3 separate regions of the Homo sapiens genome follow, and all the other regions are linked to region 3. Evidence: read pairs that join two places in POLR2A ChIA-PET (ENCODE). Cell type or tissue: MCF 10A. All regions are shown on one strand. Region 1 overlaps CRIM1 (cysteine rich transmembrane BMP regulator 1). Region 2 overlaps CRIM1 (cysteine rich transmembrane BMP regulator 1). Region 3 overlaps CRIM1 (cysteine rich transmembrane BMP regulator 1).

Evidence for each region. ChIA-PET counts read pairs that join two places held together with the same protein. Peaks named below come from ENCODE experiments on the same cell type or tissue, not always from the same donor. Only the 100,000 strongest peaks of a DNase experiment are listed, where the experiment ranks them.
Region 1: POLR2A ChIA-PET joins it to region 3 with 12 read pairs; 5 of 35 experiments call an interaction of 5 or more read pairs at or near these places.
Region 2: POLR2A ChIA-PET joins it to region 3 with 46 read pairs; 5 of 35 experiments call an interaction of 5 or more read pairs at or near these places.

The regions. Positions count from the first base shown.
Region 1 is chr2:36,437,711-36,440,210 of GRCh38, forward strand. The region is part of intron 2 of CRIM1 (cysteine rich transmembrane BMP regulator 1); the gene reads left to right. Among named protein-coding and RNA genes, the nearest start is that of CRIM1, 83 kb to the left of the region's middle. In MCF 10A, no CTCF peak of the experiment used is centred here; a DNase peak (open chromatin) is centred at 1,041.
Region 2 is chr2:36,432,518-36,435,017 of GRCh38, forward strand. The region is part of intron 2 of CRIM1 (cysteine rich transmembrane BMP regulator 1); the gene reads left to right. Among named protein-coding and RNA genes, the nearest start is that of CRIM1, 78 kb to the left of the region's middle. In MCF 10A, no CTCF peak of the experiment used is centred here; a DNase peak (open chromatin) is centred at 994.
Region 3 is chr2:36,371,245-36,373,744 of GRCh38, forward strand. The region is part of intron 1 of CRIM1 (cysteine rich transmembrane BMP regulator 1); the gene reads left to right. It overlaps LOC124907753 (a long non-coding RNA gene), which reads left to right. Exons shown (of 2, transcript XR_007086281.1): 1 at 1-2,500. Among named protein-coding and RNA genes, the nearest start is that of CRIM1, 17 kb to the left of the region's middle. In MCF 10A, no CTCF peak of the experiment used is centred here; DNase peaks (open chromatin) are centred at 37, 977 and 2,077.

The DNA.
Region 1 (2,500 bases), 66 kb after region 3:
TGGTAGCCTACCCTATTCCACTTTTATTACAAAGGCAGCTCTTAAGACATAAATCCATCTCTTCAGGCTCGAACTGCAAAACACACGTCGAGAGGTGACAATGTTGGGACTGTCAAAAAGAACTTAAAGAGTGGGATAACCAGCCGGGCGCGGTGGCTCACTCCTGTAATCCCAGCACTTTGGGAGGCTGAGGCGGGTGGATCACAACATCAGAAGATCGAGACCAGCCCGGCCAACATGGTGAAACCCCATCTCTACTAAAAATACAAAAATTAGCTGGATGTGGTGGCACGCACCCGTAGTCCCAGCTACTCAGGAGGCTGGGACAGAAAAATTGCTTGAACCCAGGAGGTGGAGGTTGCAGTGAGCTGAGATTGTGCCACTGTACTCCAGCCTGGCAACAGAGCAAGACTCCATCTCAAAAAAAAAAAACAAAAAAAAAGAGTGGGATAACCAGTAAGATCTAATATGTTGGGTTTTAATGGAGATGTTTAATTGAAGCATATGTTTCAAAATTCTGATTATTACATACTAAATATTTTGTAAAATAAAAATGTAATAGAATATGATAAGAATATATTAATGACAGCAAATTAACAAGAGTAGGAATTAAGTGCTATTTGCAATCAAAGTCACAAAGCTTTTCTTAATTATAAAACAATGTGTTTGCCAGATAAGCAGTCTACCAAATGCAGTTTACAAACTCCAACTTAATCTGCATACATTCAAGATTCGCCTTCTCCTCCTCACCTCTTTGATTTATTCTCCTCCACACTGATGGGGCTCTGAGAGTGGAATTCCTTATTAGTTAATCATGTTCTCTTCTCACGGCAGTTCCTTGGGGGGTTATACTATGAAAGTGGGCTAGATGGATTCTCTGAGACTCCTGTTTGACCCAAGCACATGTGGCGTATAGGCTGTAGCTCCCATGAGACATGCAGTGAGATAAGACTGGTAAGAGGGAGCAGGGATGTAGCTAACCCGGTAGCTTTAACAAAAACCACATTTCTGAAAGGGAAGGAGCTGTGCCCAGAGAAATCAGCTGATGACTCAGGATCACAGTAGTGATTCCTGAGACAGGAGTCATATTATTACAGAGGAACATAGCTGGAACTGGATGGACCAAGTTTCACATCACCACATCACCATTTACTAGCTGTGTGACCTTGGGCAAATAAATCTGAATCTCAGTTTCATCATCTGTAAAATGGAGCAAATAATAACTAACCTTCTGGGGTTATTGTGACATGAGCACATGGCATGTGTGTTAATGAAGTCTGTTCTTAGGACAGAGGCTGTTTTATTTTCCATTCTGCTTTAAGCTGCTTATTGGATATTGGCATGTGGGTGATAGCCACAGGGAGGGTAGAGGCCTGCAAATGAATGTTTCCCCTGAGTGAGGCACAGGTGCCATGAAGTGGTATTCTATCCAACAGGAAAATTAAGTGTAGTCATAAGGTAGGTGGCAGAAGGAAGGCAGCATTAAGACTCAACCCATCTCATCTCGTTCTCCAACACACCCGGTACCCAGCTGTGGTAAACAGTGCTAGTATTTGTCTTCCTCCATATTCTTTCTTGCCAAGTGCCTTTCCAACCTCCTCCCACGTCTCCTTCCTCCCCAGATATTGTGTGCCTTCCTGTTGTTGCCCAGGTTCCCAAAGTCCTATCTTTCTAAGAAGGGACCTGTTTTTCTGAATTATTCTCTTCCTCTTTCTATATAATCAAATCTCTAATTTGTCCCATAGTGAACGGTACAGTCTTGAAAATGGCATAAGGGGTTCTAAATCGCCAGGTACCCCTGCTGCTCATCCAACCTCATCTCCTGTTTGTCCTCTCACTGTGCCTCAGCCACACTGACGTTCTTACTCTTCCTGGGACACACAAGCCTGCGTCAGCAGTTCCTTCTGCTGGGATGCTCTTCTCCAAAGTATCTCCGTGGCTCGTCCCCTCACTCCTTCAAGTCTTTGTTCAGCCGTAAACTTCTCAATCATGCCCATCCATTCTCACCACATTGTAACTGCTACCCACTTCTTCTAAGCATTCCAATTCCCTCTTACTCTGTTCTTGTTTTCCCCTCATAGCACATATCACCCTTTACTACTATATAATTTGCTTCTTTATAATGTTTGTTACTTATGTTCTGTCATCCTCCACCACCATATCAACTAACAAGGTCAGGAACCTGTGTCTTTCCTCTTTACTGACATATCCCAAGCTGCTGAAGCAACAGGTGCTCAGTCAATGTTTCAGTGAATTTACTAGAACTATAAGTATGAAGAGTCTCCTATATTATGTCTTAGGTAGACAAGAAATAGATAAGGAAGAGGAAAGATACAGCAATCAAGGTAGAAAATGACTAGAGGAACAGGCATGGTTTTAAAAAGAGATCCACTGCTATGATATCAAGACCTGAGTGGACTGGAATGAGGTGACCTGGATTCTTGCTTTAAGTTTACCAATGACCTTAGCCAGGTCACTTAAGCTCTGGGGCCTCAGACGT
Region 2 (2,500 bases), 61 kb after region 3:
GCCACATTTGGCATCCGGCTCTCCCACTCCCCAGTCCTTCCACCCCACTACCTCCCATAAAAGGCAAATCCTGGAAGCCACTCTGAACTTTTTTCCTTCCTCCCAGGAAGCTCTGACTTTTCCAGGAAGATTCCAGGGAACACTAGTTGGATCCGATTTCCTAAGAATTAAAGCAGCTTTAAATCTCCTGGGAGTGTAGAGGATGAAGGGGTTGAGGGTCCCTAGAACAATAGGTCAGCATTGACTGCAGATTGGAGTCAGCTGGGGAACTGTAAAAAAAAATATATACCGATACCAGGGTACCACTTCCAGTAATTCTGTTTAATTGGAATTGGTCTGGGGTGCACTCTGAGCTTTTGGATTTTTAATCTTCTCCTAGGGTTTTTAATGGGCAGCCGAGGTTGACAGTCATTATTCTGGCACTAAATTTTCAAACTATAGTATGCATGAGAATCACCTCTAGGGTTTGTTCAAACCCAGATTACCGAGCCCCACTCCCAGCATTTCTGATTCTGTAGGTCTGGTGGGCCTTAGAATTTGCACTTCTAGCGAGCTCCTTAGGAGATGCCGATGCTGCTGGTGCAAGGATCATTGTTTGAGAACCATCACTTTAGAGCAGTTCATCTCAAACTTTACTGTGCATCTTGCTAAAATGCAGATTCTGATTCAGTAGGACTGGAGTGAGGTCTAAGTTTCTGCATTTCCAGCAAGCTCCCAAGCTCCCAGGTGTTGCTGAGGCTACTGGTCTAGGGGCCACACTTTAAGTAACAAATCTCTAATCTAAAGCATCATTATGAATGCAATTCCATAACATCGTTTGGGAAGAAAAGATGTGTGGTTCAGGAGATTCCTAGAGGCACGGTGGGGCCGATATATGCCTTAGACCTGGTGGCAGGCAGAGATCTGGAGGGCTCAGTGCTTCTTTGGCACTTGGCCAGCTGTGGCTTGCCAGGGTGTTGGAACATGCCCTTGGCGAAGCTGTACTGTCAATAGGGAGCTTCATTGTAAAGATTCTCTGTTTGCTTGGAGTAAGGCAGTGGTTCTCAGGCCCAATTGCACAATAGAATCACCCTGGGAGCTATTTAAACAAGTACTAATGCCCAGGCTCCTCCCCCAGAATTTCTGATTTAATTGGTTTGAGGTGGGATCCAGACAGTGGTATTTTTAAAATCTTTGTGAGTGATTTTAATGCACAGCCAGGGTTGAGAACCACTGAATTAAGAAATCACGTTACAGTCTTACAGATCACTTTTTTCCCTTTATATTTGGCTAAGTTATACTGCACAGTGATGCAAACTAGCTTTATTAGGTAGTCAAAAACAATTTAATATGGCATTTTTGACAAACCACCAAGAAAAGACTCTGCAAAGATTCCGTCGCTGTTAAATCCTAAATTCGGAGTCTTAAGATAGTGCTGGGAAAGTGCAGTGGGTGTTTCTGAACGAGCTTGAAATATGAAATATTTCTGGGACTGTATCAACAAGTCTAATTTTTTCCCCTTGGGGTTATGATTGTGCGGAACAAGTCTTCACAGCAAAGCTTGCCAAAAAAGGTTATGATAAAATCATGGAATGTGTATGAAAAGAATTCACAGTGTAACTTTAAAGGAGTCAGTCTCTAAATTTAAAAACTTAGGGATGACATACGTATTACATTTGTAATAAAAGTTTTAAGAACAAAGTAATGCTGAATATAAGAAAGTTCCTCCTTTTATCACATGATATCTCTAAGGCCAAGGAACAAGTGAAATAGAACAGCCAGCAAGAAAGTAATGAGGATACGCTAAAGACACTGAACCTCTTTATCTTTGCAAATTAATTTTGTCCTCTGTATTTAAGCAAAAATGTAGCTATTGACTAAATATACAGATACCAGCAACGCCGAGTAGGAAAGTTGAAGCTCTTCTTGCTTTTGGCATTATGGACGACTAGTGGGAAAATCATGGGCTTTGGCAGTTCTGCCACTTGCTTTGTGACCTTGGCCAAGTTTCTTATCCTCTCTGGGTCTCTCTCTTCATCTGTCAAGTAGACATGAAGATATAATCTCTTCTTCACACAGGAGTACAAAGGCGTGTGAGAATGAGTAGAGGCGTGCCCCACACGTAGGAGATGCTCAATTAGTAGAGATTTCTTTCATTTCTCCAGCATGACCATGAGAATTTAATGCTTAATAAGAAGCATTATCCATCAAAACATTTTTCTTGTTGAGTCTTTATTGGTATTTTCTGCCTATTAATTGTATCAGTTTAGATTTCTTATTAATAATCATGAAGTCTGTTTTTCCACTTGAAGAGTAGGCCCTTTCTTCTTGCTTTAGAGCCATCATTTTTGCCATTCCCTTTGTCTGGAACACTCTTGCTTTGTGTTTTGTGTGCTTTCTCCCTTCTTTCATGCAAGCCTGTGTTGCGATGCCATGTCAGAGATACCTTCCTTCACTCGCCTGGTGACACATGGCACCCGTATCACTGAATATGCTGCAAAGCCTTTATCATAACCTGGCA
Region 3 (2,500 bases):
ATGCCATCCCCCATCCCCCATCCCCCAGTGACCATAAATAGCACTTTCTCCTTCCCCTGTTATAGCACTTTTCATACTGTGTTAGAGTTCACATTTCTGTCTCTCTGCCTCATTGTGATCTATTTGAGTGCCAGGATTGTGTGTTATTCTAGCGCTTGGCACACAGGAAGAACTCAATGAGCATTTGTTGACTAAATCTAGACTCAAGGTCATCCAAGATATTATACAAAAACTTTTTCATCGAACCATTTGGTCTGCATTGTGGAAACTGAAACGAATGGCACTCCCCGTTAAGAGAATCCCAGTGAGAAGCCATAGCATTGCAGGAGGAAGCTCAAACTGGTTAACTTTGCTCATGCCGATCAGTCTTAGAATTTTTTGTAATGTTTCCATGATGAATTAGTTTCAGCTGTATTTTTTTGGCAAATATTTAAAGATAATTTTTATTTGTGTGGACTTTTCTTCTTGTCAGTTTGTCATAAAGGTGTCATCTTTCATTCACTAACCCCTTATCAGCTTATAGGAATTTTCCTCGTGGGTGGTTGCTTGTAACCTTCTCTTGACTGCCAGGGATCTGATATACTAAACGGTTGAGATACTGTGGTGATCAGCTGCTTGTAAACAATAACTGATAAATCGGTTATAAATTATCAACACACTTCAGATGACCATATCATCATGACTTGGTGATAGCAAAATAGACTTCTGAATTCTCAGCTAATCCAGGATTGTGTCTTAACAAACATTTATGTTGATTAATCAGGAGGGTGTTTAGTTTAAGAAACATGTACTGAATGTTCAATATGTGAGTGCCAAGTGCAGTGTGGTGCAACCTGTTTACTGCTTCAGGTGATCTCCAGATATCCTAAGGAATTTTTAACTGTACAGCTTCTTTGGGGAAGGAAATCCTAAGCCAACAACCTGAGGGTGGAAGTGTGTGACTGGGAATAATTAAAATGCCTCACAATGGTTCGAGCAGGAATTCCATAGGAATGCACTTTAAGGCATTTAGGAAAGCAAAATTCCGTTTGGATTTACTCCAAACCCTATGACTTCAGAGACAGGAATTTTTGATGATTAGTGGCTGGAGCCCCAACTTGTTATTTAGTAATTCCACATTCAGTGTGGAATTGTTTTTTCTGTAGCACTAGTTATAAGTTCTTTGTTTGTTTTTCTAAAGGTTTTAAGGAGGTTTACAAATTAAGATGGAATAAGACATTAGAAACTTAAGGATACATAGCAAATTAAAACCTTGATACATTTGGTGCTAAGCTTTTCAGCTGCTAAAGATAGAGAGTTTTGGCCAAGATAAAGTATATAGAGTCAAAGACACATGCAGAATTCTCCTGGATATAAGTTCAGGTACCTGTGCCATTTTATCACTTTAGTCAATGTGCCCATTTTCTTAGGGCAGGTTTAATTTTCTGCTGCGGCATGGCCCTTCAGCTTTCCCAAGTTTACGATGCTCATCTCATACCTGATGGAAATTGTTGATAATGTTAGTGTATGGTTGGTGGCTTTCCCAGTAGCCCACTTCAGATCCTTTTATTGGTCATCACCAGTTACAAAAGTTTTAGGAAAGGGAAGGAGAGAAGCTGGAACTGATGGCTAAGTAAAGTTATAGCTGTAGAGCTCTGGTTGTCCATAATGAACAGTGGCAATGAACAGTGAAGATTTAAGCAAGGTTATTTTTTGAGGGTCCACTGATGATTTTCCTATAACTCGTTAAAAATATTTTTAAAACTTTTATATGGCTTCATATAAAAAAAGCTTAAAAATCTGTTCCCAGACTTCCTAGGCAGGTATGTTTTCTTTTCAGTGTTGCCTTCTCTAAGACTTTATCAGCAGAAGGAGTATTTGAGCTGATGGCAAATGCTGCCAAAATGAGAAGTGTGTGTGTTTCTCAAAACTCATGATCCCACAGTTAAATCGAGGGTGTGGGTAAAGGACCCAGAACTGTTCTTGCTGATGGAATAGCACACTTTTCCTCAGACATTAGTAGAGTAAATGAATGGAGGCAGAGGATTGGGAAACACTCTTGAAGGAGGGAGTGCCCATCAGCCTGTAAGCCAAAGTAAACAGTTCTTGTAACTGAAAAATAGACTTCCTGGAAGGAGAGAACCAGAGAAGTGGGTGTGAAGTGCAACCAGCAAGTACCATTTTCAGTGATACAGACAGCTGGCTTAACCTGAGTCCTGACAAGAACCTCTCAGAGCTATTTGGGGAAATCAGTTGCTTGAACCAGCCTTTGACTGGCCTATCGTTCCTACAGCTGTACCCAAAGATGGCACTTGGGGAGAAAAGGTCACATTTGTTTGTGATAGAGAAAGCAAACCGATGGGGCATTTTGAGAGGTAGAAATGAAGTCATCATTTGCGGAGCCGGTGGACCAGCAGAATGGCCGTGGGAAGGTATCCCTGAACCTGTATGTGTGGAAATGCAGGCATTCTCTGTCAGTCTTTTGTCACAGTGAGAAAATGTCATTACAGTGGACAGCTAT